Regions from separate parts of the Homo sapiens genome. Here region 2 is linked to region 1. Evidence: read pairs that join two places in POLR2A ChIA-PET (ENCODE). Cell type or tissue: OCI-LY7. All regions are shown on one strand. Links, peaks and the distances in the headings refer to the core of each region. The heading gives the core; the rest is flanking DNA. Region 1 overlaps APBB2 (amyloid beta precursor protein binding family B member 2). Region 2 overlaps APBB2 (amyloid beta precursor protein binding family B member 2).

Region 1 (15,463 bases), core at 3,408-11,407:
AGGAAACTTACAATCATGGCAGAAGGTGAAGGGGAAGCAAGGCGCCTTCCTCACAAGGCAGCAGGAAGGAGAAGTGCCAAGCCAAGGGGGAAGAGCCCCTTATAAAACCATCAGATATTGTGAGAACTCACTGACTACCATTAGAACAGCATGGGGAAACCACCCCCATGATTCAATTACCTCTACCTACTTTCTCCCTTGACATGTGGGAATTATGGGGAATACAATTCAAGATGAGATTTGGGTGGGGTCACAAAGCCTAACCATACCAATGTCTAAGAAGCATCAGAAACCTAAGTCCTAAATCAAACTCCTAATGGTACCTCCAAACTGGCTTCTTCCAAGACCTTGCCCATCTCAGTAAATGGCAATTCCATTCTTGCAGTTGCCCAGGAGAGCCATCCTTGTCTATGCTTACATTCTCTTTCTCTCTCTCTCAGTCCATATCTAATTTATAAGGAAATTCTGTCAGCTGTACCTTATATCTGGAACCTGTCCACACCACCGCCCTCTCTAGCACCCTGGCCCAGCAATCACCATTGTCTCGCCTGGCTTTTTACAATGACTCTGCTTCCTCCTTTCATTCTATTCTCCACAAAACAGTGATCCTTTATAAACCTAAGTTGGATTGCATCATTCCTCTGCTCAAAACCCATTGACGGCTTTCCACCTGTTACAGGTTGAACTGTGTCCCTCAAAAATTCATATGTTACACTCTTAACCTCCAGTACCACAGAATGTGATCGTATTCAGAAATAATGTCATTGCAGATGTAATTAGTTAAGATGAGGTCATTTAGGTGGGCCCCAATTCCAATATGAATGATGTCCTTATAAAAAGGGAAAATTTGGACACAGAGACACATACATAGGGAGAACACCATGTGAAGATGAAGGCAGAGATCTATAAGCCAAGGAATGCCACATATTGCCAGGAAACCACCAAGAGCTAGGAGAGAGGGATGGAACAGATTCTCTTTCTCTCATGATCTTCAGAAGGAACCAACTCTACCAATAACCTGAGTCAGACTTCCAGCCTCCAGAACTGTAAAACAATAATTTGTGTTGTTTAAGCCAGTTGTCCCCAACCTTTTTGGCACCAAGAAGTTGTTTCATGGAAGACAATTTTTCTATGGACTGGGGGAGTTGCAGGGGGTGGGAGGGGGCGGTTCATGATGATTCAAGCGCACTACAGTTATTGTGCACTTTATTTCTATTATTATTTCATTGTAATTTATAATGAAATAATTATACAACTCATCACAATGTAGAATCAGTGGGAGCCCTGAGCTTGTTTTCCTGCAACTAGATGGTCCCATCTGGGAGTGATGGGAGACAGCGACAGATCATCAGGCATTAGATTCCCATAAAGAGCGTACAACCTAGATCCCTCACATGTGCAGTTCACAATAGGATTCGTGCTCCTTAGAGAATCTAAGGCCACCACTGATCTGACAGGGGGCAGAGCTCAGGTGGTAATGAGAGCCATGGGGAGCGGCTGTAAATACATATGAAGCTTCATTCGCTGGCCTGCCACTCTCCTCTTGCTGTGTGGCCCAGTTGCTAACAGGCCACAGACCAGTATCCCTGGCTGGGGGTAGAAGACCCCTGGGTTAAGCCACCCAGTTTATAGTAGTTTGTTACAGCAGCCCTAGCAAAGTAATACACCACCTCATAAAGGATAAAAGGCAATGGCCAAAAGACCCTACATGCTCATACCCTAGCTCACACACTGGCCCCCTTATTGTTCCTCCAACAGGCCAGGCTCATGTCTAGCCTTTGCTCTAGCTCTTCCCTGGGCTTAGACCACTCTGCCCCAGAGCCCTTAATTCCTTTAGACCTCTGTTTAAATAGCTCCTTAAGGCCTTCTCCTCCCTCCAACACTGTCTGTCCCCCTCATCCACTTTATTTTTCTCCATTGTGTGTCACCACCAGGTACTTTAAGTACTTATTGTGGCAGACTGGGAGATGCATTGCTAGATCCCCCAATAAAGAAAGAACTTGCTGAGCAAATGCAGGTAAACAGCGTCCATGACTCAGTTCCTTGGGGTCAGCCTTGGCTACAGAGTGCAGCCTCACCTGCCTGAGGTCACATCCTTCCCAGGGTAGTCCACACCTCTGTGTGGGACACTCTGAGAGGTGACATTCACTGCAGAGCTCTCTGGAAGGTTGGCAGAGACTCCGCCAAACCTGCATCACAGCTCAGCTTCTTCCCCTGCACAATTCTCCTTCCACCTCCTGTTCACAGGAATTGATCGCAAATAAACATCCTGCTTCCCAAACTCCATTTCAGCGTCCGCCTGTGGAGAATCCAACCTGAGACACTTATCTATCTCCCTTCACTAGAGTGTAATCTTACTGAGGGCAGGAACTTTGTTTCATTGTATCCCCAAAGCCTAAAATGGCACCTCGCAGGAAAGGAGAAATGATTGAATGGAAATATATGGATGGATGAAGGAGAGCAGAAAGAAGAAAGGGCAATAAGTATTTGGATAGATGACTGGCCCCTGGATACAACAAAAGCATCTTAATATGGTTATTATGTATCACAAAGCAAAAGGAATACACAGCATTACAATGAAGCTGTGTGAGGTTTCTAAAATGCACATTGCTATTGATTTCAGAGAATCTTAAAAACAATGTGTACTAAGTTTTCCTAAGGTTCACTTCTTCTCTTGATGCCCATGACCTTTCCCCCTAAGATTTCAAATTTCACAACCACAAGATCTACCATAAAGAGGGTTTCAGGACCCTAACCTTTAAGGTAGGGAATATGCTGTATAGTAACTGTTCAATCACTCTGTGACACCTTTATGTAATTCTTAACTCCCATTTCAAAGAAAACTCTGCTCTGCACATTATCATTATAAATAGTTTATTATAGCTTTTCTTCTTTATTGACTATGTCAAATAAAATAGTATTTTTTTCATTCAAAATAGTATTTCTTTCTTTCTCAGAGAATTGGCCTTCACTTTATTGCAACATCTTAATTGCATTTGGCTCTGGAAAGTGATTTAAAATAGATTTTCCATGCCCTATAACCGGCTAGTCATTTAGACCAAATAAAGCTGATTTCTACCTGGTCACGTACTTCATGCCAATTCCATCAGAATGTGTTAAGCCTGACTATAAAGTAATAGAGCTGAGGAGTGTTGTGTGTGTTTGGTTTAGAATCACTTTCATTTCTTTACACAGCACTGCACGATGAGATTTCAAGTGAAAAATGTAAAGTCATGTTTAATACCAAAAACACCCCCAACAAAAACAACAAATCACCCCCACACTAGAGCTACTATACTGGTCTGTAACTACTCTACCACACTCTAAGGCAAATTGATTCACAACAGTGTCTGTATGTTTATAGCACAAGAATGTCTTACACAGATGTACCCGAAATATTTTATAACCATAAATATGAATAACAGAGTCTTCCTAGTCAGACCTATCTAATTTCATCAGCCTTCTGAAATTATATCTTTCACTAAAGCAGCCTCAGGGTACAAATGCAATAAGATAACATTAATTAAAATACATAAAACCATCCAGGAGTAGCAAGTAGTATACTATGTTTTTTTAAAGAGCAGAAATTGAACTAAAAATAGTAATCACTATTTTGCCAGCTCAAAAAGCTAGGTCTTACATAGTGCCTGAAGCTACAATTCTATTACTACCAAGGTAGGATAATAATTAGTATGTTATTCACTTGTCTGGTATGCACCTAGCTTTGCAGGGCTGTGTATGTATGCTCACTTTGCAGCTAAGACCTTCGGTTCTCAGCAACCTGTTTGCCATTAAGCAGATTCCAAGAAGTTCAAAAATACAATGTGTCAACCCTTACACTATGTCAACAACTGTTTCACTCAAAAAAATGCAGAGTCTATACAATCCTATGGAAACACTCAGTATTACCACTGTTGTAGTTCAGATCTCTACTTTATCTGGAAACAAATTACTGCTGACTAGAAATAAAGCACCATCATTACCCATACCCTTGACTTACATTGCAATAAACCCACCATAAATTGAAAATATCATGAGTAAAAAATGCATTTAATACAGCACTATTATTATTACTAACTACAACTACTTTTGCACTGTTGGGTGTTCACAGCAACCCTATCAGGTAGGTATTAATCGATAAACATGCTCAATGCCATACAACTAGGACATTATGAAGCCAGAGCTGATACCTAAACTTGTCAGACTCCAAATCCATGCATTTGACTGTACTATATGTTCCTTTGAAATGCAAACAAATATTTAAGATGCATAGCAACAAAGAACTTAATTTTATCACTAAAATTCCTAGCTTCTGCACACATATAGGAATCATCAATATGAGAATGCTATTTTGTATTTTGTGTTTTCATTTAAGATTATTTCAAGTTTTAGCAAACAACCCCAGCACAGAAATAAAATCAAGTCAGAGATGAGCTTCTGTAAGAACTGTTTTCCTAATGAAGTGAAGATACAATGATACAAAATAAGATCTCAGGTAGCAAAAGGCAGCAGTCCTTTACTTGCCAAATATTAAAATGTAACACCTATCAAAATGGTGGGATTTCAGGTGATTTTTTAAAAAATGGCTTTTTATACTTTGTTATTTACTGCTGTGTTTCCTACTAAAAACCATGCCATTTTTATAACATGAAAAAAGATAAGAGTCTTTTAAATTTGAGAAAAACAAACAACATTAATAATACACAGTTGTACCAATAGGCTAATATTATACACACAAACTTAAGTTCAGAGCTTATCTGCAGAAGTCATACACAGATAGGAGATAAATGAATTTAATGACCATGGGCTATGAATTCAGAAGGCTTTGTTATCTTTACCAAACCATCAAGTACAATTCATGTTACCCTGGACGACTGTTCAGCTCATCAGAGACCCTATTTCCTCATTTGCAAAAAAGAATACTGTAATACTATCTATTGAACATGGTCATTGTAAGAATTAAATAAGCAACACAGACATTTATGTACACACATACACATTCATAAACTGTTAAGTGCCAACCAAGAGTTATTTATTATTATCAACCAAAACTTTTAAAATCTAAACTGAAAGATCCTTAAACAGACAGTACTCTCAATTCATTTATGTGACATGAGTTATCCATTTGTACTTTAGCTTCTTTTGTAATCCAAATCTCACTGCAGAGGCAAAGGAAAAAAGTTTCTATGTATGCATGTATGTATATATGTGTATACATACATAAACATCTATTGAGATTTATATATTTATATTTTTCCCAAATGAGATCCTCAATAGCATGAAAAATCATTACTCCTTAACTCTTTCCAATACATATTTATGCAAAAGAGTTTAGACTGTATAATACAGCCAGTTTTAAATCAGATTTCCATTCAATTCACATTAAAGTGCCTATAAACTGTGATAGGTGCTTTTAGTTATGTATCTTTCTATTCTAGGGGAACATGTGGAGGTTGGCTTGTAGAAAAGAAAATCTAGAGACAGAACAACCAATTAGCAGGCTTTGCCATCATGAAGGTGAGAAAAAAATGAAGACATCTGGGGACTGAAAAAGAAAACAGGTTCCAGAGACATTTCCAGCCCTATTGACAAGCTACCTCCATGAAGTAAAAGAAAAGAATCTTAAAGAGGCAGGAAGATTTCCAGCTGTGGTGCCTGTTGCAGACTGAATGTTTGTTCCCCTCCAAAATTCATGTGTTGGAATCCCAACTCCAAATGTGATGGTACTGGGAGGTGGGGTCTTTAAGAGGTGATTAGATCACGAGGGTACAGCCCTCATGGATGGGATTTGTGCCCTTATAAAAGATCCTCTACGAGCTTTCTGGCCCTTTTCTGCCATGTGAGGACACAGTGAGAAGATGGCCATCTATGAGCCAGAAAGCAGGACCCTAATCTGCCAGCACCTTCATCTCGAACGTTTTCCAGCTTCCCGAACTGTGAGAAATAAGTGTCTGTTGTTTTAGAGTATTTTGTTACAGCAGCCTGAACAGACTAAAACAGTGCCTGTGGGTGTGGGGATGCTTATGTGAACTAAGGTAAGGAACAAAGGCAGTTCTAACCGGGTTAAAAGTGGTGGCAACTAGCAGGGTGTGGTGGCACGTGCCTGTAGTCTGGGCTACTAGGGAGGCTGAGGCGGGAGGTTTGCTTGAGCCTGGGAGGCACAGATGCAGTGAGCCAAGATCATGCCACTGCACTCCAGCCTAGGTGACAGTGAGACCCCGTCTCAATTCAAAAAAAGAAAAAGTGGTGGCAACATACATGGCTGGTAGGAATGTAAACTGGAACCACCAATTTGGAAGACTTTATTAAACAACCTACACACCCCTTACAATTCAGCAATCCTACTCCTAAGAATATACCTAACAGAAATGCCTGGTAAGTGTCTACCAAAGGCAAATACAAGAATATTCATAGCATCATTATTCCCAGTAGCCATAAACTGGAAAACCAAATGTCTGTCAACAGTAAAGTGGATAGGCTGAAGTATATTCATATAATATATACAGTGGGAAAAACATGAGCTGTTGCTACTCACAACAACGTGGATGGTTGCACAGACGTGGTCAGAATGAAAGCACATACTGAATCACTTCATGATTCCATTTACACCAAGTTCAAAGAGGGAACACTTGCCTACAGTGATAAAGATACAATGGGAGGGGTACTGTCTGGAAGGGGCAGGAGGAAGGCCACAGGAGGGATAGGAATGTTATCTATCTTGACCTGGGTAATGGCTAAACAGTTGCATATATATGGAAAAATCAAGCAGTACACCTAAGATCTGTGTGCTTTCCCTTAATGTAAAAGGTTAATGGGTAAATAAAAGTCTCCCAGCCCCAGAGCATTACAGTGACAGTAAATCCCCTCCGAAAACAGCTCTCTGGCTGCTGCTACCTAACAATAAAACAGCCTAACCTCAGAAAATCAAGCAATAAAAGCATCTCAACAAATTAAAGTCCTCAGTACAAGTAAATAGCGGTATACTTCTCTCTCCTGAGGAAGTCATTAGCTAAGTATTCTGGACATGGCTCAGATTCTTCAGCCATAGAACTGTGGTCCTTACATAGTAAGTCATTTCCTTTCTTCTTCTTTCTCTAACACCCCAGACAAAACTAACTGATCCCTCCTCTGTGTTACATGAACAGGTTTCTCCACGATAACACTTACTGTCTGTGAACCCCTGGGAGACAGGCCTGGGGCCCATTCTCTTTTGTCTCCTAAGCACCTGCACGTTGCCTCAGCACAGGGTTGAAAATCTGTAACTGTTTCCTGAATTTAGTAAACAATTCAGCATGTCTTCAAATAGAAGTCCCTTAAAAATTCATGGCTAAAAATCAAAAGTCACATCTTCTTTCATTAATATTTAATTATCCAAATAGGTCCAATCTTACACGTGCTATTATTTTTTTTCATTAGAAAGTTGATAATCCCCCAGTGTTATAATCCTTGAAGAAATAAAAATGTCCCATAGTTTAACATACTGCTTAGTATTATTTCATTGTAGTATATTTGCTTTCTAAAACTTACTATATCAAAAGAATTTCCTACATAGGCTATTTTTTTTTTTTTTTTTTTTTTTTTTTTGAGATGGAGTCTTGTTCCGTCGCCCAGGCTGGAGCGCAGTGCCGCGATCTCGGCTCACTGCAACCTCCACCTCCCAGGTTCAAGCAATTCTCTGCCTCAGCCCGCGAGTAGCTGGGATTACAGGCACCCACCACCACACACGGCTAATTTTTATATTTTTAGTAGACACAGGGTTTCACCGTGTTGGCCAGGCTGGTCTTCAAACTCTTGACCTTGTGATCCACCTGCCTCAGCCTCCCAAAGCTCTGGGATTACAGGTTGTGAGGCACCGCACCCAGCTACAAAGGCTATTTCTTAAAGTTCTGTGATTATCTCCTCAGAAGAGGTAGGAAAAGAAGAGCAAGTATCCAGCATGGAAAAGGGATATGCATCCACCTTTGTATTATTAGGTTTGGATACTAAGTGTATTTTGTTGCATAGATTATGCACAAGACAACTTCATACTAATCACACATACCTGTCCATAAAAACACGGCTTGACTCCTGGAGTCAGCTAAACTTTACCTCCAAAGTAACATAAAGTGGTTGCGCCATACAAAGTAAAACACTTTAAGAAGATCTGAAAAGAAAAAAGCCAAAGAAAGCTAATCCTCTACTTCTGATTAAGGAGCTTTGAAGAAATGGACCAACGCTGGTCTGCTGTTTCTGATGAACGAGAGCAGCAAAAAGGCTAGCAGAAGAAAAACCAGAGAGCTGTGGTTGGCCCATCATTTCCCATGTGGACCATGCTTTGAGACCCAACCTGATCGATTCAATTCTCTCTGAGGAGAAGCTTGGCAGGGACCCAGCGGAGTCAGGTCACACCCAAGAGGTCAAAAACATCTCAATGACAGCAGCCTTGCCTATCCAGGAAGGAGAACGCTCAGACTGATAAAATATTTCACTCATGGGACCAGAGGACTGGAGTGGGGAGGATGAGGAGGGTGGACAACTTCTACCACATGTATTTTCCTCCTTTGTCCACTTTAACCAATAAACAGCCTTCTCTCCCCCTTATTAATGCCTATGTGCTTAACATAATCGAACCACGTGGCTAGGTTATGAACAATCTGCAACAATCTAATTCCCCTGCCCAACCTGGTGTCCACTGACAACATCAACAGCTATCAAATCTTTTTAAAGTTTATTTCTACGCATTCATTTATTTTTATTTCTCCCCCAACCCTCCTTTAAAAATCCAAGTGTGAAAGAAGATGGTTCTATAGAGTCAACTAATATTTCACAAGCACACTAAGAAGACACAATGGGGAAAGGATAGTCTCCTCAATAAACAGTACTAGGAAAACTGGATTTCCACACACAAAAGGACAAAACTGGACCCTTATCTTATACCATACATAAAAATCAACTCAAAATGGATAAAAGACCTAAACATAATACCCGAAACCATAAAGACTCCCAGAAGAGAACATAAGGGAAAAGTTCCTTAACACTGGCCTTGGCAATGATTTTTTGGATATGACGCCAAAAGCCTGGGTCATAAAAGCAAAAATTAATAAATGGGACTACATCAAACTACATCAAAACCTTTTCTGCACAGCAAAGAAAACAATCAACAAAATGAAATGGCAACCTATGAGACTGGGAAAAAGCATTTGCAAACCATATACCTAATATGGCGGTCACGATCCAAAATTTATAAAGAACTCATACAACTCAATAGTAGAAAAATAAATAACCTGATAAAAAATGAATAAGTCACCTGGATAGACATTTTTCCTAAAGAAGACATAAAAATGGCCAACAGATATATGAAAAGAAACTCAACATCAATTAATCATCAAGGAAATGCAAATTGAAATTAAAAGCACTATGAGGTACCACCTCACACCCATTAGGAATGCTGTTGTCAAAAAAGTCAAGAGATAACAAATGTTGTTGAAGGTGTGGAGAAAAGGGAACGTTTGTACACTGTTGGTGGGAATATAGACTGGTGTAGTCATTATGGAAAACAGTATGGAGGTTACCAAAGAAACTCAAAACAGAACTACTATAGGAGCCAGCAATCCCTCTTCTGGGCATATACCCAAAGGAAATGAAATCACCATCTCATTAAGATATCTGCAGTGCCATGTTCATTGTAGGATTACTTACAATAGCCAAGATACGGAAACAACCTAAGTGTCCATCTACAAAGGAACAGATAAAGAAACTGTGATATATTCATGCAACAGAATATTATTCTGCCTTAAAAAAGGGGATCTTGCCATTGGCCACAACATGGACGAACCTAGAAGATATTATGCTAAGTGGTATTATACCAGACACGGAAAGAAAAACACCACATGATCTCACTTATATGTGGAATCTTAAAAAAAAATTTAATATCAAACATACAGAGATAGAGAATAAAACAGTGGAATGGAATGGGGGAGGTGGGGAAATATAGGTTCAGAGGATACAAAGTAGCAGATATGTAGGATGAACAAGACTAGGAATCTAACGAACTGTACTATATTTGGGATTCCTGATAAATGAACAGATTTTAGCTGCTCTTGGCACAAAAACAAAACAAAAAAAATGGGGAACTGTGAGATGATGGATATGTTAATTTGGTTCACTATAGTAATGATTTTACACTCTCTATGTATCATACCATAACATCATGTTGTACACCTTATAAATGATTTTTTTAAATAATCTTTTTTATAAAAAGAAGAGGGTTCTCACCAATCCAAGTCACTCGCCAAGTGGGGTGGCCTGAGAGCCACAGGTTAAAGGCACCATTTGATTTCTAGTAGTGAGCTTGACAATGAACGTGTTCACAGTGAAACCTAAAGGCTTACTGGCTAAGAAACTGTATTTAAAATTTTAAAATACAAAAGCAAAAACTGGTTGAGCTCTAGTTTCAGTTCACCTATTTTATGCGCTAAAATTGTCTAACTTCAATATCCTGTTATAGATAACCAAAGCATATTTATTTAAATAATGTACCTCTCAATCTTTTTTGTCCACCAACTAACTTAACAGTAAAATAGGGAAAAGATGATAAAGACCTGGAAAAAGAACAAATGTAACTGGCACATACTCTGTGACAGGCCTCTTAGGCACTTTACATATGTTATTTCCTATAAGCCCCACAACAACCTTTCAAGGAGGCAATTACTATTTTCAGTCCTCTGGATGAAGAAAGCTGGGATGCATAAAGCTTAGGTCACTTGTCCAAGGTCACAGCTGGTGACAAAGCTAGGATATGCAGAAAGAACTGAAGGGCACCAAAACCTCAGTCCTACCCCTAGACCATGGTACTCCCACAGGCCCTCCTGAGCTCTCCGAATGGAAACCAGGGACTCCCCAAGGTAAGCTACTTTTTGTCAGTGAGCTTAACATGTTCCTTGCGGAGGCTGCTGTTTTCTGCATTATTACTTCTGCAGGTCTCCCAGGACCCAGTTGGATACAGAACCACCACTGCTGCTGTTACAGCAACTGTCTGAAAAACACAGGATAGCCCTAGGCAGGGTAGAAGAGTCTGGGTAGAGAGAGAGAGGGAGAGAGAGAGAGAAAACACACCCATGCACTCACACTAGCAAGTAGTTGTAAGAGGGTGTATGTTGAATGGCACAAGTAAAAATAGTAAAAATAACTGCAATAATGGAGAAGTAAAGATAAATCTGAAAACATCTAGAACAGTGTTCGCATTTCTTTTCTGATGGGTGTGGTAGGAATATCAGTATCTAGAACATTAGTCCCCACTTTTTAGATTATTTGTATATTTGAAATATTTTGTTAAGAGTGAAATTGAGGCCAGGCAGTGGCTCAAGCTTGTAATCCAAGAACTTCGGGAGGCCAAGGCGGGAGGATCACTTGAGCCCGAACTTTGAGCCCAATCTTTGAGGAGTTTGAAACCATTCTGGGCAACACAGTGAGACTGCATCTCTACAAAAAAAAAAAAAATTGTTTTAATTAGCTGGATGTGATGGTGTGTGCCTGTCTTCCCAGTTACTCCGGGGGCTGAGGCAGGAAGACTGCTTGAACCCAGGAGTTCAAGGCTGCAATGAGCCATGATTGTGCCACTGCACTCCAGCCTGGGCAACAGAGCGAAACTCTCTCTCAAAAAAGAAAAGAAGAGAGATCATTTATAGATACAGATATACAGATATCAGTATAGATAAAATAAATATACACATCTGGGGCCGGTCACAGTGGCTCATGCCTGTAATCCCAGCACTTTGGGAGGCCACGGCAGGTGGACTGCTTGAGCCCAGGAGTTTGAGACCAGCTTGGGCAAGATGGCAAAACCCTGTCTCTACCAAAAATACAAAAATTAGCCGGGCATGGTGGCAGGCGCCTGTAGTCCCCGCTACGTGGGAGAATCGTCTGAGGATGGATGGCCACAGTGAGGTAAGATCATGTCACCGCACTCTAGCCTTGGTGACAGAGCAAGACCTTGCCTCAAAAAATAAAATAAAATAAAATAAATACACACATCTGAAAGGTTATCCAGACTATTAACTATTAACAATGAGACCTCTAGGGTATGGGAAGAGAGAACAGAGGAATTTGTACTGAATACTTAAAACAATTCTGTATATTGAAGTAAGATAAAATCTAAGGAATACTCACTCACTCGTTTTTCTTTTTTTAATTTTTTCTTTTTTTATTTACGTAATATTGGATCACTCATAAGTTTTCAGTGGTTAATTACTACAGTTTAAGAAGACGTGTGATTTATTTTTAGATCTGACCCAGCAGATCATACCTCTCCCTTGAATTACATGGTCTTCTTTTGGCTTCTAAGATGTCACACTCCTGTCTTAGTGGCCACTGCTCCTCAAGCCCCCTTTGCTAGCTCTTCCTCATCTGTCCAGCCCTAACCTGACCGTGCTATGTAAGTCTTCTCCGTCTTCACCCCCTCCCTGGGTGACCGTTATACTCCCAAACCTACAGGCCCCTCTCAGACCTCTGCCCTAAGCTCTAAACTCGTAAGTCCAACTGCCCAGTCCATATCACCACTAGGATGCTGATGAAACACCTCAAATGATGGTATCCATGGCTGAAATCCCCACCAAAACCAGCTCCATTCCATCTCCATTCACAGCAGCCTCCTGCTTCCAGCTGCTCCGACTAAGATCCTCAGAATTGTCCTTGACTCCTCTCTTTCTATCACACCCCACATTCAGTCCATCAACAAACCGTGCTCGCTCCACTTTGAACAAATATTCAGAATCCAGTCATTTCTTGCCACTTCCACTGCTCCTACCTGCATCCAGTTCTCCACCATTCTCCCAAACCAGATTACCACACAAGAGCCTCGCCACAGGTCTCCCTGATCCACCTCAGCACCCCTAAAGTCTGTTCTCACCACAGCTGCCACAGGACCCTCATAAAATGTAAGTTAGATTGTTACCCTTGCCTGGAGCCTTCACATCTTCGTTGGCAGCAAAGTCAAGGCCCTTTCCGTGTCCTAAACAGCCCTACAGGTTGTTTTCCCACCTTCAGCCCTACCCTTAGATCCTTCTGACTCCTCTGCTCCTCCTCCCCTCACTGATCCCATTCCCACCCTGCTGACATCCTCCACTCCTGGAATACCCCTTCCCGCCATATGCACAACCCAGGGGATCCTCCCTCAACTCTTTCAAGTCCTCTCCTCGATTTAAAAATCACATCCCGGCCAGGCTCAGTGGCTCATGCCTGTAATCCCAGCACTTTGGGAGGCCAAGGCGGGCAGATCACAAGGTCAGGAGATCGAGACCATCCTGGCTAACACGGTGAAACCCCGTCTCTACCGAAACTACAAAAAATTAGCTGGGTGTGGTGGCGGCGCCTGTAGTCCCAGCTACTTGGGAGGCTGAGGCAAGAGAATGGCGTGAACCCGGGAGGCGGAGCTTGCAGTGAGCCAAGATCCCGCCACTGCACTCCAGCCTGGTCGACAGAGCAAGACTCCGTCTCAAAAAAAAAAAAATCACATCCCCTCCTAGCCCATCCCATGATCACCCATCCCCCCGTCTAGTTCATTTTTCATCACAGCACTTACAGTTTGTAATGTCAATTACGTACTATGGTTAGTTACTGTCTATAGTCCTGACACTGGGTGCAAGTGCCACCAAAGTTCAGATTTTCATCTGTTGTGTCCACTTACTATACCCCTAGCACCTAGTGGGTACTCAATAAACACATGCTGGATGAATACATAGGTAACCTTTGCCCAGCCACTTATTATCGCAAAGATTTTAAACACATTCAATGCAAAAAAATTCCATTATCACCATTTTGCTGTTTTTGTCTGGAACTTTCCAAAACAATTTTCAATTAAGCATCTCCCCCAAAACCTCACTGCCCCACATCCAGTGCTGGTCTTTGCTGTTCCTGTCGTTGAGAAAAGCCCCCTGCTTTTTTTTTTTTTTTTTTTTTTTGCAAGTGGGGAGAGGCTTAGAAGGTTTGACCACAAGTGTTAACAATTATCTCCAAATGTTGAAATTTCTAGTGATGTTTACTTTTTAGTCTCTTTTTGCCTGACTCTTGCCATCATGAGCACATTTTCCTTTCATGATCAAAGAAAACCACAATTGGAAATAATCCTCCTCTTCAAAAATAAAAATAAAACTAAGTGAGACCACAGTTGAAATCATGCATTTGCCATCATAGCTCTGAAATGTGTGGCCGAAGAAATCCCACACACTCCTTTCCCCCTCTGAACACAGCCCAAGTGAGGCGGCACCACCACGGAGGGTGTGCTCCAGCACTAGTTTTTTTAAATTGTATTAGTTCTGAACATAGACTGATGTCACTGGGTAATTTGAAGACAATTAACAACAAACCAAAACTATCTTTAAATTGATCACTTAAAGATACAGGTGGTTCACCAGATTTAACAACAAAATCATGTTGGCTCAACATGCCGGTTTATTTTTTTTATTTTGCCTAATCAGCAATCTGTACACAACTTTGTGCCAATGTCTGGCCTATTTTAATATTTTTTTCTCCTGCTCGAACAATATGCATGTTATTTTTTCCCCTCTTAATACCAGTGTTCAAATGGTGAAAGTTGTTTTCAAGAGAGTATATGGGCTCAGGGCCGCAGCATTTATCCAAGCCCACAGGAATCACTGAACTGAACTAAAAATATTTGATGAGCCTTCTTAATGCTTATCTTCCAATAGCAAATACAAGAATAATAACACTAATAAAAGCCAGTATTTTCTGAGCACTTATTTTGGCCAAACACTGATCTAAGCACTCCAAGTTATCTACCCAAAGCCTGTGATCCCCACTTAAAAGATGAAAATACAGAGGTACAGAGAGGTCAAGAAAGTGACTCAAGGTCATACAACAGTAACTGGCAGAATTTCAATCCTGGCTCCAGAGTCTATACTCTTGTAGCACTGTGACTGCTGGGTGTCTGCTGTACCTGCCAACGTCTTTAGAGATGCTTCCTCCCACATCCTCTAAGCTCTATTCTGCCTTTGTTGCCTGGCAAACTCCTACTTAACCTTCAAAACCCGTCTTAAAACAACTTTTCCTGATACTCCTAGGAGATTTAATCACACTCTTCTTTCTACCCCCATATTCTTTGTTCATATGCTATTTCACTAACATGTAGACGAATAAGTCTCCCCCATTTGACTATGAGCTCTATGTGGAAAAGAGCTCCATCTGATTTATGCATTAACTCCCTACACTTAATAAAATGCAAAAGAATGAATTTACAAATTTGAGGCCTTTCTGGTTTCATTTGATAATATAACAATATTCATTACGTGCTGACTATTCTAGGTACTTTAAGTATTTTAACTCATTTAATCCTTACAATAACCCTACTGAGAAAGGCGCTATTATTGTCTCCATTTTGCAGATGTGGAGGTAGAGAAATAATTCAAAAATTCTATCACTCCCCAAGGCCAGAGCTGATAAGAACTAGAATTTAAACCCAAGCAGTCTG
Region 2 (15,463 bases), core at 2,840-10,839, 220 kb before region 1:
AAAAAAAAAAAAAAAAAAAAAAAAAGAAACCAGTTTCCTGATTCTCATCTGGCCCAAGACTCCTTCTGAAACATCATATTGTTGGAATATAACTTCATCGGTTATGATTCATTCATTTTCCACCACCCACCAATCCAAGCATCTTAACCTCATTTCCAAGTATTGTCAAAAATGCAGACAAATGCAGACCAAATGCAGACACTGCATTGGGCTTATTTTTTCACAAACTTCAAGAAATACCTGCAGGATTCAGCCAACCACAAGCAACATCCAGTCATTAATCTGACTCAAGGTTTTCAATTTTTGATCTATGCCATTCTCCTCCTCAAGACCCTCCAATTCTAGGTCAAGAGAGGAAAGCAAACGTTCTCTAGAGGGTTAACAAAATGGCAAAACCAATTAGCTGCCACACACCTGTGGAATAGCTTGGTTTTTCTTTCCCAGCAATGAAAAAGTGATATGCAGAGCTCTGAGTTTTTCAAAGATGCAGGGGCTATTGACAGAAAGGAGGCAGGGGTATTTGTGGATCCCATCTGCCAGGGATGCATGTATAGAAACTGCCATTTTTTTTAACGCTTCTCAAAAATAGAATCTAGCATAAGACAATATTAGGTAATTGAGCCAAAATTCCAGGAAAGAACCAGTAAATGAAATAATTATTCTCAAAATTTTCAAACGATAATTCATGCTCAAAGTTTAGAAGGACATCCTCCTTTCTGTAAAGATGAGAACACAGAACTATTTGGTGTCTAAATTGTGAATTCTCGGTTGCAAAATGTTCAAAAAGGTCTCTTATCGATGCTATTAATCACAAATTGAACAGATCTAAGTTCCTTAAAGCAAAGACCAGACTTCTTGTTCTTTTTACTGTAATCAACCAAGGTACCGCAAACATGTCCCATACGTCATAGGTGGGCAATGTAAGTTTTCTGAATATAAGAGAATGTATTTAGGAGTGGTCCCCTTTTTTTCCTATCTCATTCTGAGAAACTACAAAGGTTGCCTAGATAGTATCTATATGAATGGGAAAGAGGAGGACAAAGAAGTGGGGGAAGGGAGGGAAGGAGGAAGGGAGGGATTCAGGTGGGGGTTGGGGAGTACATATCACCATACAGCCTGCCTGGGGAATCTGAGTCCTCCTTTGCTATGACATCCAAAAAAGATTCAGAAATGCTGTTTGCTATTTTTTATTCACCCACAAATGTACCAGTTAACCCACTAGGCCTCGAATTCCAGCCAGTAGCTAAAATTATTTTCCTATGAGAAAAACGCTCTTGAAGCGTTAGAGGTTTCTTATCTGCAGGGTCTCTGGGAAGGTTTCCAAATTTGTTACACTACAGAAATACTTTGGTTCTTTTTTTCCCCTTCCTCATTGCAAAATCTAAGCCTCTCGCTTGTGAAAATCTTGATTTATACCAGGTTTTTGTCCTGGGCTAGCTCCAGTTCCTTCTTTCTGGATCTACTGGTAGTTAGCGTCCATTTGTTAATGATGGTCTTTCTGCTCTTGAATTCTGGCATGTTCTAAGCATCTTCCTCCTCAAACTCATTCCATTACTTTTTCTTTTTTTCTTCCTTTCTTTTTTTTTTGAGACAGGGTATTGCTCTCTGTTGCCCAGGCCGGTGGGCAGTGGCACAAACATGGCTCACTGCAGCTTCAAACTCCTGGGCTCAAGCGATCTTCCCACCTCAGCTTCCTGAGTGGCTAGGACCACAGGTATGCACCATCACACCCAACTATGTTTTTTGATTTTCTAGCAAGACAGGGTCTCGCCATGTTGCCTAGGCTGGGCTCAGATTCCTGGGCTCAAGCGATCCTCCTGCTTTGGCCTCCCAAAGTGCTGGGATTACAGGCATGGGCCACCGCGCCCAGCCTCTATTACTTTTTCTATGAAAGGAATTACTATAAATGAAAGGCCTTTGAGAGAAGACTCTGCTCATCACACATAAATGATCCTTAGCTCTCAGAAGTGGGAATAGAGAAACATTCTTTGGAAGCAAATGAATCCGATGCTATATCAAAGTCTTCCTCACTGCTGACAAAAATACTGACAATAATCGCCTATTTTGGCAAACATCAGTGGGACCAAGTGCATGGCTGTGTCAAGAAGTTTGTCCTAGACAGCTGTTTGTGCTTTCTTCCTCATAGAAGAAAACACTGCGTGTCTTCCTGTGTTGCAGACATGCTTTGATGAATGAACTGAGTGCATTTACCCTTCTCTTTAGAAAATATTACAGTGGGAAGTACCCAACCATGGAGCCCAAAACAGAAAGGAATTGAAAGAAAATACAGAGTTTAAAAAATTTCCTTTGAAGAATGCAACAGTACAAGTTACTTTTAAAAGCAAGAATGCAGTTTCATCATGAATTTTCCATGGGCTTTCTTTTTGTTAAGGGTAATACCTTTTTTTATCCCTCCAACCCCCCACCAACTTTCTGCTTCCATGACTAACTCATTTAAAAAAAAAATAAATTCTGCTCTGCTGATAGAACAAGAACTGAAGATTTTCTTACTGTGACTAAAGGCTACATACACTTGTACTTGGCCCAGATTTCAACTGGTCACCCTGGAAAAGCTTGACCCTCTTTTGTGGCCACTGGGTCTGTTTGAGAAATACACCTACAAGCATTGAACTAGTAAGCTATCCCTAAAAAAACAGTCCATAACTGATTCACCTACCTGTCATCTGATTCAACCAACAATTGCAATGCTGTGTTTTTCACTGAGCAAAACCACGTAAAATTATATCCATACATTCATCAATAAAAATAAGATAAACAAATCATTTTTTTCCCCAAAAGAAGTAAACGACATACACCCTATGGCCCAGCAATATCGAGAGTGTATGCCACATGCCTTCTCATGCAGTTCAATTAGAGGAATGTGCGGGGTGCTCCCTGTGGTACTGGGAAAATGGGGGCAACCTGCAAGTCTATCACTCTACCAGGGGAAAGGTAAAATGTGTTGGATTCACAGAATGGAGCACCATCCAGCCACTGGAAACAATGCAGCCCATGTACACATAGCCTATGGATACATCTCCAAAACACAGTACACGGGGGAAAATACCCATTGAATAAACACACACACACACACACACACAACAATGCACATTGCAAGTATAGTTTTGAACAAAAAGTTACCCATTAAACACATTAGAATAGTAGCCGGTAGTGGTGGCTCACACCTGTAATCTTAGCACTTTGGGAGGCCAAGGCGGGCAGATCACGAGGTCAGGAGATCGAGACCATCCTGGCTAACACAGTGAAACCCCGTCTCTACTAAAAATATAAAAAATTAGCTGGGCGTGGTGGCACGTGCCTGTAGTCCCAGCTACTTGGGAGGCTGAGGCAAGAAAATTGCTTGAACTCGGGAGGTGGAGGTTGCAGTGAGATGATATCACTCCACTGCACTCCAGCCAGGGCGACAGAGCAAGACTCCATCTCAAAAAATTAAAAAAAAAAAAAAATGGTTGACTATGGGTGGAAAAACGTGGCAGCTAGGTAAGGAAATAACAGCAAGTAAACAAGTAAGTCCATTAAATAAGAGGGATGCTTTGCATGCGTGGAGCAGGGATGAAAATATATCACGAATTATGACATATAATTAACTGCTTACAATTTAAGTCCAAAACAAACTTGCATTTTTAGATTTATATATTTCCTTAACTGTAAAAATACTAATGAAAAGTCACCAAAGATACAGACATTGTTTAAATAATTATTGGAGGGGCCCAAGGCTCTGAAAAGCCCCAAGTTCTAGAGCTGTGCTGTCCAATAGGGGAGTCAGTGGCCACATGGGGCTACTGAGCATATTAAACGTGTCTAGTCCAAATTGAGATGTGCTGTCAGTATAAAACGCACATGAATTTGGAAAACAATAAAAAGGATATAAAATAATAATATTTATATGGATTCTATGTCAAAATGATATTTTTTATATATTGAGTTAAATAAAATAGATGATTAAAATTAACCTCGTCTATTGCTTTTTACTTATTTGAATGTGGCTATTAAATATTTAACATTAGGGATGTGGCTCACATTGTATTTCTAATGAATGGCAGTATTTTAGAGGCTTCCAGTGAGCCAGAGGTTCAAGAGAGATTCTTTTTATAAAATTTATTTGGAGCCTCAAATTGGAAGGTCCTGGAAAACATCATGTGGTCCCATGACTGGAAGGATACAAAACTTGTTCTGAATTAAATATTAAAATTCTAGGTAAGGAATGGCCAACAATTTTGAAGCACTCATAACGTTCTACTGCTCTCACTTTCAACACTTTTACCCTTCTCTAGAATTAATGCTGTTCTTTAGAAATTCAAGTCCAATCCTTGAAACTAAACACAAAGAATATCCTAATATAACTCATACTGAAACTATGATTTAAATTGGAAAAAACTGATAATTTACCAATATAGATGCACAAATATGTGACTTAAGCATCTACTACTGGGAGGTGTTTTTATAATCAAAATGACCTTTGTATTAACAATTTAGAGATTATATATTCAGTAATTCCTCCCCCCTCGTTCTTTCTCTCTGTCACATGTGTACTATTTTCCTCACACTCCTTTGTATGCACGAACTGCTATGTAGTAAAGGCTGCCACACTCTTTTATGACAAGATCCTTGCATTTTCGTCTTTGTGATGGCAGCGGTAGCCCATCTGGAGTGCTGCTATGATGCTGGCTGCAGTGGAGGAGGCATGGCCAGGGCTGTGGACTCCACCAGCCAGAGGGAGTTGGGAACAGGTGAATGCTGCCCCACCTTCCAAGTTGGAGGGAGGGGGGCACTACCCTCCTGGGCGCAGCTACAGCCACCCAGCTGCTAATGTGGACCCAGGCATCTCTGTACTCTTGGGGGCCTAGAAAGCCCCCTGCCCCTGCAGGCTCAGAAGTGCCTGTTCCTGCTGCCTGGCCTCTCCCCACTCCAATTTTGGAGCAGTTGTGGCTGAGCCTGGGCACTGTCACAACCTGGATGGGCATGTGCGTGCTTGAGGCAGTGCTGGCATACCAGCCCCCTGCTGCCTCAGCCCCCTCCAAACTTTGGGCACCAACAAGCACAGCAGAGAGGCTGAGGGGAGGTTAAGGGTGGCTCGGCACAGGTCTGCAGGCACCCCTCAGCATGAACAGCCTGGGCACCATGGGCACTGTGAATGGCAGGTTAATGGCGGCAGGAGGCAGATAGGCTCCTGGGCAGAAAGGGTCAGGTCCACAGTGAAACCGCACCTTCAGGCCAGGGACAACCAGAGGCCTAGGGGCTGGGCTGCCAGTTCCATGGACCAGGGTGAGAATTTATGGTGCTTTTTTAGGCCTGCCCATGGTCACTCATGGACCAGTCAGCATGCACTTCCTCCCCTCTGAAGCCCATAAAAACCCCAGGTTCAGCCAGACTCAGGCAGATGATGGGATCACCTGCCTGTGGAGAGGCGCTAACCCAGTGGGTTTCCTCTCTGCTGAGAGCTGGGCAGACAACAGGATGACCTGGCTGTGGAGAGGAGCTACCTACTGTGGGTCTCCTCTGAGCTGTTCTGTCACTCAATAAAGCACCTCTTCACCTTGCTCACCCTCTACTTGTCTGCATACCTCATTCTTCCTGGACGTAGGACAAGAACTCGGGACCTGCAGAATGGCAGGGCTGAAAGAGCTGTAACACAAACAGGGTTGAAACACGCCCCTTGCTTGCCACGTTGCAGGCAATGAGAAAAAGAGCTGCAGCCTTTTGGGGAGCCCAGGCCTAGGAGCTCCCTGAGCCAGGGCTATGACTCCCTCTTTGGGGCTCTGTGGTTCCTGGCATCTCCAAGCTTCTGGGCACCGATGCGTTTACTGGTGCCAGCCATGGAAGTTACTTGCAGTATGCCTGGTCCAGCCACAGCCTCACAGGGAGCCAGTACCCATGCCAGCACCTGGAGCTGCCTGCCCCACCACAGCTAGGTATGCCTGGCTGTGTGCAGTGGCCGGACCCCATGCTCACTCACACAGCCCTTGCCACTCGTGTCTGGCTCACTTTTGGCAGGTGTGGGATCCAGGCTAGAAGCGTGAGCCGAGTGCAGTCTCCCAGGCCAAGTGGGTGGAATGAGCCCAGCAGGCCCGAGCAAAACTCGGGCAAAGGTGCAACCAGCCAGAGGTTTCATGCCAGAAGAGCTACACCTCCAAGGATCCTGTGACATTTGTACCCCTAGCACTAAGCACAGTGCCTGGGACATAATGGTTAGACAACAGCTACCCATCAAGTGGAAGGGAGGGCTTTTAGAGGGGTAGGCTGAGATGCTGGGTAGAAATAGAGTCCGATAATTTACATTCTTGAGATAGCTTTTAAAAAGCATAAAAAGTGCCAAACACTGAGCAGTGTTTTCACATTTCATCAACAGCAGCAGCCACACTAACATTTACTGAAGTTCTGACAGTGTGCCAGGCACTGTTGTTCTAAGCACTTACTGTGTATCAGCAGCCCTTTAAGGTTGGTGTCATCTTCTCCCCATTTTACAGCAGAAACAGAGGAGGGAAGTAACTGACTACGGTCCCAGAGCTAGTAACAGTAGGCTGGGATTTGAGCCAGGCAGTCATATACCAGAACCTATGTTCCTGAGTACCTATTAGTCAATATATAAAATTGTATTTCAGAAACTGACTCCAGAAAAGTACAGTGCTCGTAGATGCATGCTCTGCTTGCTAACCTCCTTAACAGTGCCTCAGTCTACACTTTCCAGGGCCTCGCTTGGATTCAAAACTGGCTTTATGACTGCTTGTTGTGACTACAGTGCTTCCTCTAATCATACTACAGCTATTAATTTCTCATGAACATCCATTTCAACCAATTCTTGTTCCTCTTCCTGTGCAAAGTAAGATTTCCTTTAGAATGGCACTGCATGCAATGCCCTCTTCAATATGGCTTCTCCTCTCTTTGCCATCTCATTTCCTTATGCCCCATTCCAATCCAGTATCCAAATGGACACTCACTGGTCTCACAACATGCCTTACATATCTGTATCCCTGTGCCTTTGCTGGTCCTATGGGCTGGAATCTCCTGTTTTTCTATCTGACACTAAAACTTGTTCATTCTTCAAGGGTCACTTCCTCCACAAAACTTTTCCTAATCACCCACTGTTGAAATAAACCTGTTCCTCTCTTGATATGGTTTGGCTGTGTCCCCACCCAAACCTCATCTTGAATTGTAGCTCTCATAATTCCCACATGTTCTGGGAGGGACCTGGTGGGAGTTAATTGAATCATGGGGGAGGTTTCCCCCATACTGTTCTCATGGTGGTCAGTAAGTCTCACAAGGTCTGGTGGTTTTATAAGGGATTTCTCCTTTCGCTTGGCTCTCATTCTCTCTTGCCTGCTGTCATGTAAGACGTGTCTTTCGCCTTCCACCATGATTGTGAGGCCTCCCCAGCCACATGGAACTGTGAGTCCACTAAACCTCTTTTTCTTTATCAACTACCCAGTCTCAGATATGTCTTTTTCAGCAGTGTGAAAACAGACTAATACATCTCTGTACTACCATCTCCATTTAGAGACAAATTATTCAGGGCAAATTTCAACTTAGCATTATAGTTTCTAGTGTGACACACCCACCTCCTTTAGCTCCTACACCCTGAAGTTAAGGACCCTGAAGTTACATGTGTGAGATCCATAATAAATGCTTTTAAGAAGAAAATCTAATGAAAAGTGGAAGCTGTTTTTTGCAGGACTGTATGTACCACATTCATGAGTTTAGAATTTATTATACAGGCAACACAATGCTATCAAGAGTTTGGAGCAGGGAAATCCATATGTTTTCAGATTATTATTACTGACAACATAGACAACAGATGAGATGAATTTGTATAAGTGTAAAAAGCTATTTATCCTAACGTGTTCAAAAATTACATGTCAATAAGTGAAAATATGGAGCCAAAGTAACATATAATTATGAATTCTGCATCCCCATTTAATTTTGCTATCAATATAAATCAGTGATTAAAAACCCAGTCCCTGGATGTTTTAAAGAGTCCTTCCTCCCAGCGTGTAACTGTTGTCATGACAACATGACTTCCAGCTGTATCTCTGTGAACAAGCTTATGTTTAAAGGGAGAGGACAAGAATCAATCAGGTTAAATAAAGAATACATTGACCAGTTTTGGATTGTAAAGGGAACATGTTTCAACCCAAGGTTACCCAATATAATATCTTTAAAATCCCTTTAAGTAATAGAATCAGGCTGGGCTTTTTCAATCAATAAAATTGTGCTTGCATCTATATTCTTCACATATAATGATAACACATACTTAAGTGCTGTATAACAGCCCTGTAATTAGTCAGGGATTTTTCAAAACATATCCTGCCCTTACATGTATTGATATTACCCTAAACCTGCCTACGTCAGAGGGGATCCATCTTTTTTCTGCCCTCATCCTCATCCCTTCTACAGGATTGTTTTCTCATTAGGAAGCAACCGTTTATTCAAAGGAGATGGGGAAGAGGGATGAGGGCCCATTATCCTGGAAGTCCCTTAATCCTCCTACCCTCCCAAATCTTCTAAAAGTTGGACATCTTGGCATGACTATATAAATTAATTTGAAGATTATATGGGAACCACTAATTACTCCTTAATAAGGATCATGAATAAGTGAGAACTTGACTTAAACGTTTATGAACAAAATGAAAGACTTCCTTTCGCATGGCACTGCACTCGATGCCCCGTTTAGTATGGTTTCAATCTCATTTTTTTTCTCATTCTCCTCAGAATCAATTTCCTCATTTTTTCCAAGCATTGATTTTAGATTAACATTGCAACCTCTCCCCACTCCTCCTTTTTTTTTGAACCAAAGGCATTTAAACTAACTGCATTTGGGTTTTGTTTGTTTTAAGACTGAAGACAGCTTCATGCATCCATTCTACTTCAGCAATGGTCTTGCCAGTGAGACTAGAATGCTCTGACACCACGGGCTAGACTCAGAGTAGTTCTCCCGAGGGGTACTTCCTATCTCGGGACACATGAAAATGTATGGGAGTGATGGGTTCCCACAATGAGGCACCACTGGTAGGTAGAGGCCAGGCACACTAAGTGACCTGCAATGAGCAGGTCACGTTAGTTAAGGGTAACCCACTGCCCTCGTTTCCTGGAACCTGGCCAGTTTTAGCACTGCAAGTCCCACAAGCCAGGAAACCCCTCAGTCCCAGGCAAACCATCACCTTAAGTCCAGCAAAACCAAAGACTGTCCCTTCCCAAACATTGGAGGGCTTCCTCTCTCTCAGACAGTACATATACATTTGCCCCTATGTCTTCTAAGAATTCTCCAAGGTCCAATAACTAAACAGTCCCCTTCTGACTGTGCCATTTATTTACAGTTTATGTCTCAAGAGAAGAAGCATTTTCCTTCATACATACTTGTAACCTTAGAAGTTCCTAGTATGGGTGAACCTTCAAGCTCGCAATGATTCCTATACCAAGGCTATGAAACATCTTCTTATTGCTCAGTAGATTTCTACCGACTGATAAACTCCAGCAAAACATAACGGGGGCTATTAACACGATTCTTTCTTATGAGACTCGAACTCTAGGAGGAAGAAAAAAAATTAATCCTAAAATTTAAACATACTGAGAAACAAACCAGTGACTTTTTAAACCTGAATTCTCTTATCTTTCATCTCTTTCATTAATTTTTTTACAAGTAATTTCCTCCATTACTTTTAAGCTGAGAAGGCATGTTATAGTACTGACAAGTGCAAAAACTAAATTCTCTACTTATTCATTCGAATAAAGGACACAATAATTGAAGTGAGATCTCTAAGGATTACATTATACATCTTTATGCAGAAGCAGGAGGAGCTTTCTCTGGGAAAATGGTTATGTCAGCTGCTTTCCATTCTCTTTAAATTTTCCCATTCTGAGGCTATTAGATAACATAACCGCTCATGGCTTCTGCAATATTTTTCCCAGAAACGTTTTCCTTATATGGTCATCAAAGGAGCACTGATCTCTATTTAGCAATAGAACTTAAGAGGCCTGAAGGAGTTAATATCTCTAATTTAGTACTAGAAAATGTTTCAAAAGTAGAGAAAGAAAACCTATCATATATCCCCTTCTTTTGACACCTTTTGAGTCTTAATCTGACACCAGGTGGCAGATATTTTGCTTTAACATTAAAATTAGTGAAAGTAATCCCTTAAATTCTTGATCTACATTCAAACCATTGACTTATTAATAGGTATGAAAAGCCTATAGTGCATAATGAATCCTTTCATGTTCAGATTTGAGCTTCAACTTTAGCGCGTATCCTTACGGGACAATTAATTCATAAGAAGAGTGACCAGAGAAAACTAAAATATAATATTTGGTTTCAATCTCTAACATCGAACAAAAGTGCTCTCAACAAAAAATAAAATTCCCACAAATAAAAATCCACACTTAGATAAATTATAGACTATTTTTACTGCTCAATTTTATACAGGATTAATCCAACAATCCTTTAAAATAGCAAAATCCTGGCCGGCTGTGGTGGCTCATGCTTGTAATCCCAGCACTTTGGGAGGCCGAGGTGGGTGGATCACAGGGTCAGGAGATGGAGACCATCCTGGCTAACAAGGTGAAACCCCGTCTCCACTAAAAATACAAAAAATTAGCCAGGCGTGGTGGCGGGCGCCTGTAATCCCAGCTACTCGGGAGGCTGAGGCAGGAGAATGGCATGAACCCGGGAGGCAGAGCTTGCAGTGAGCCGAGATGGCGCCACTGCGCTCCAGCCTGGGTGACAGAGCGAGACTCCATCTCAAAAAAAAAAAAAATAATAATAAATAAATAAATAAAATAGCAAAATCCCTAATATATTTAATTTGTCCACTTTTATATACTTTAAGTCATCCACTAATTTTCAGAAACTCCTAAATAGTAAATACAAGGCACTCATTCATTCATTCATGTATTCATTCATCAGTTCATTCAATGCACATGTGCCAGGAACCAGGCATTGAACTAGGTGTTAGAAGTAAACAGAGGCAACCACACTGCTGACTTCACAAAGCTTGCAGTCCACAGGTGAAGAGTGGAATCCAGTTAGTAATTTCCAGTTACATTGTGTGTCATGAGAGAAGTAACGAATCCCATGAAGTTTTAACCCTAGTGAATACAGTTGGTGACATTAGACTATTAGCTCAATGAAGGCAAAGGATAGAGTCAATTTTGCTCAGTACTTATCCCCAGGGCCTGTCTAAGATTTGGCACTACAGTGAGTGCTTAATAAGAATTTGCTAAATGAATTCCACAGCCTTGAATCTTAGACTGCAACATAAACATTTCTAGATATTTTATATCCTTAATCAGAAGTATTTGTTGAGAACCAGTGGTATGTACAATAAACACTGTCTTACACATTAGATTCTTTCCTTCCCATAAACATATATTTGAATGACATATACATACCCCTTTTATCCCAAATGTGCAGAATATTCTCCAATTTCCCTTCCAGATCGACCCTCCCTCTTTTCCACCCTGCTGTGTATCCTGAGGTAAACTCTATGGACTACATCAATGAGCTCTCTTGGCAGGTTCGACCAATAAGAGGCTCAGCAAGTGATCAGAGAGCCTGGGAAAAGAAGGTCAGGATATTAACACCCCAGCTTCCTCTCTACCATGGCACAAGTTAGCCTGGACTAGTCAGGCCATCTTCTCAAATTCACAGGTGTCAATCTAGCTCTACCTGGGTTCCAAGAACTTTCTCTTGACTTAGCCCTTCAGGCCTGGACGTGCTAATGAAAACCTGCCGCTGCCAACCCTAGAAGCCTTCCCCATACCTTGGAAGTTTTTCTTAAGTGTGCTCTCACCCCTGTGTCTCACTGGAGTCATCACCTATTTCCCACCAGGTCTCTGATTCACACAGAAATGTATTACAGTTGTATTTATTTCCTAGGGCTGCTGTACCAAAGTATCACAAACTGAGTGGTTTAAAACAACAGAAATCTATCGTTCCATAGTTTTGAAGGCAAAAAGTCTAAAATCAAGGTGTTGGCAGGGCCATGCTCCCCTGCAAAACCATTAAGGAGGGATTCTTCCTTGCTGCTTTGAGCTTCTGGTAGTCCCAGACATTCCTTGGTTTGTGGCAGCACAACTGCAATCTCTGCCTGTCTTCACATATCCATCTTCCTCTGGATTCACCTGGCATTCTCTTTCTTCTGTGTGTGTGTCTGTCTCCAAATTTCCTTTTTTTTTTTTTTTTCCAGACAGAGTCTCACTCTGTCGCCCAGGTTGGAGTGCAGTGGCGCGATCTCGGCTCACTGCAACCTCCGCCCCCCAAGTTCAAGCAATTATCCTGCCTCAGCCTTCCGAGTAGCTGGGATTACAGGCACGCGCCACCACACCTGGCTAATTTTTTTGTATTTTTAGTAGAGACGGGGTTTCATTACGGTGGTCAGGCTGGTCTCGAACTCCTGACCTTGTGATCCACCCACCTTGGCCTCCAAAAGTGCTGGGATTACAGGTATGAGCCACTGCACCCAGCCAAATTTCCTCTTCTAAGAACACCACTAAATATTGGATTAGGACCACTCTAATGACCTTACCTTAACTTGATTACAGGTGCAATGACTCTCTTCCTACATAATGTCAGACTTATAGGTACCAGAGGTTAGCTCTTCAATGTATCTTTCTGGGCGGACACAATTCAACTTATTAATATAGTGAATGTACTCAGAGATACCAGAACTGTTTGAGGGTAGGGAGAAATCTTCACCACACTATACTCTCAGGTTTTAGCCCAGGGCCAAGGACACAGAAGGAGCAATACATGTGTGCTCAAACAGACCAACAAATCAGTAAACCAGTTAATAAATGGCATATACAGCTACTTTTTTAAAAGGAGAAAGATTTATAGTTTTATTATAGTAAACAGAGACTAAAAGAACAGAAGTTGCCTAACCACTTCTCTGTTATAGAATTATAAGAAGGGATGCTGAACTTACAGCTTGCCTATACATCCAATTTCAGGCATATCTAATTCCAATATCTCCATGAAGATCTGTCTGGAGAAGTAAACCTCTTTAATCTAACATGATCAGAGAATATCTACTGAACGACTCACTACTTTGGGCTGGATTCTAACATAAATTCTGAGAATACACAGTAAGAATGGCATACAGTCGCTGCCTTTAAGGAACTCACATTTCTAGTGGAGCCAAAGCAACCTTACATTACAAATGCCGAGGGGCATGTGCATTGATGCTCATTGATCATTTCTCTGCTTTATTAAAAAAAGTGCTCAAAACATGATTTTACTTACATACCCCTTTTATCCCAAATGTGCAGAATATTCTCCAATTTCTGCTACAACTGCTAACTGCTACAACAAGAGACACTTCAACCCTTTGTCTCTACCACTGCTAACTGACATGTCCTTTCAGCATTTAGGGTTTGGTCTGGGTCCCTCTCCTTCCTCCCCACCCCAATGCTAGGCTATCACTCCCTAATACCAGAGGGCTTGGTTCTATCAGCTTATTTTTTCTGCTGATCCGTCCTCCCACCATCCACTCTCTTCTAACCCACTGCAAATAATGTCTTGTCAACTATGAAACCATGTTAGAAATGTACATAAATCCGAGTAAACAGGCCTTGAGTAAGGGCCCAGAGAGTCTTCAATAAGTGAATTGAACGTGTTCCAGTATATGGACAACAGGGAATCTATCTTTGGTTTCTCAAAAGGCTTTCACCCTTTTTTTGGCTTCAAATTACTAATCCAGTTCTCCCCTCACTCCCCTGCACCACAGTGCTTTTCTATGTTGAGTACTAATCACAACCATTTTTGTCTAATTTTGTGTTTAATTATTGTCTGACTTCTGCAATAGAATTTCAGCTCCTTGAGGCTATAAACCTCATGGACGTATCATTAGCACAATCCCTGGTACATGCTGCACGTTATTAATAAATATCTTCCTCTTCTAACATTTATGAGTCCTTACTGCCCCAGGCACTGTATGAAATACTCCACATGCTTTATCTCATATAATCTTAGAGTTGGCCTAGCAAGAGAACCATCACGTCATGATGCCTTCCCTACAGTGCACACAAACAGCTTTCAGGTAAATAAAGAATTTAAATGTAGTAAGAAAACACACACACACACACACACACACACACACACACACAACAACCACTCTACTTTCCCCTATATAAACCTCATTCTCTACAAAAACAGAGAACAAATTCTCTACTGATTTCTTATTTCTTAACCCAGGACTTGGATTAACTGATTCTAGGGACTCTCATGAATACTTTCATTCTCATTTAATCCAAACCAGTAAATTTACATTACTCAAATGCTTTTTTTTTCTTTTTTTCCCCACACAATATAGAAATATGGAAATATTCAAAGACTTTTATTAAATGAATTTTTATCCTTCTTTCTGGCCAAAAATATTAGGAAAACTATCTGCAGTATGAAGATTTATACAAACTCATAAAATATTAATAATGTTTAAGGCTATTTTTGTTTCACATAAAACCTTCATTATTTCTCTCCTCTATAAAATTCAGTGCTACAGAGTTAATAGCATATAGAAAATTTACTAAAATTAGACTTTAATTTCAAATTATTATTTAGACATGAAAAAAACCAACAATGTTGAATATAAGCCAAAAATCCCAGTTTCATAGCAGCGAGTGGCAAGTTTAAAATGGTGCTTATTTTTAATTTTATGTGCAATGTATAATTTACTGTAAAAACTAAATCATATAATTAATGGAACTCACTATGAGAATTAGCTAAGATGCTAGTTGTTGATCTGACACCAGGGGGCAGACATTTTGCTTTAACTCTAAGGTTAGCTAAGGTATTCTAAATCTTTTAGTTAAGGGACTGGAGACCTTTCTTTGGGAATCATATTACCATAGGAATTTCCAACTTTTAAAAATTAGTAAAGTGCCTAGAGATTAAACAGCAGTTAAAAACACTTAACAGCTGTGATCATGGAGCCTCTGACCACTAATGTGTACTGAACTTCCTATGTGAGGGTCATCAATCTGTTAAGCAATAGATCCTAAACAGACACAGCACTGGGGCTCAGGAGCTTCCAGTCTAGGGCTGGAAGTGAACATTAATTTCCTATTTATTCAGATGGGGCAAGGTGGCTCATGCCTGTAATTCCAGCACTTTGGGAGGCCAAGGCAGGAGGATTAGCTTGAGCCTAGGAGTTTGAGATCAGCCTGAGCAACATGGGCAACATAGTGAGACCCCATCCTATAAAAAATAAAAAAAATTAGCTGAGCATGATGGCTCATGGCAGTGGTCTCAGATACTTGGGAGGCTGAGGTGGGAGGATCACTTGAGCCCAGGAGGTCGAGGCTACAGTGAGCTATGATTGAGCCACTGCACTCCAGCCTGGTGACAGAGACTTTGTCTCAAAAAAAAATAGATTTTCATTCAAATTATTAAAGAACTGAAATGGTTATTACTGATACAAAGGAAATGCACTGTCCATCTTCTTCACATACCTCA

What was found. Peaks named below come from ENCODE experiments on the same cell type or tissue, not always from the same donor. Only the 100,000 strongest peaks of a DNase experiment are listed, where the experiment ranks them.
Region 2: POLR2A ChIA-PET joins it to region 1 with 7 read pairs; 4 of 35 experiments call an interaction of 5 or more read pairs at or near these places.

What each region holds. Positions count from the first base shown.
Region 1 is chr4:41,182,686-41,198,148 of GRCh38, forward strand. The region is part of intron 1 of APBB2 (amyloid beta precursor protein binding family B member 2); the gene reads right to left. Among named protein-coding and RNA genes, the nearest start is that of APBB2, 24 kb to the right of the region's middle. RefSeq lists an enhancer at 6,842-6,921. In OCI-LY7, for the core only: no CTCF peak of the experiment used is centred there; a DNase peak (open chromatin) is centred at 7,186; H3K4me3 peaks cover 1,642 bases; H3K27ac peaks cover 2,662 bases.
Region 2 is chr4:40,961,676-40,977,138 of GRCh38, forward strand. All of the region lies in intron 6 of APBB2 (amyloid beta precursor protein binding family B member 2), which reads right to left. Among named protein-coding and RNA genes, the nearest start is that of NSUN7, 220 kb to the left of the region's middle. RefSeq lists an enhancer at 4,494-5,456. In OCI-LY7, for the core only: no CTCF peak of the experiment used is centred there; no DNase peak of the experiment used is centred there.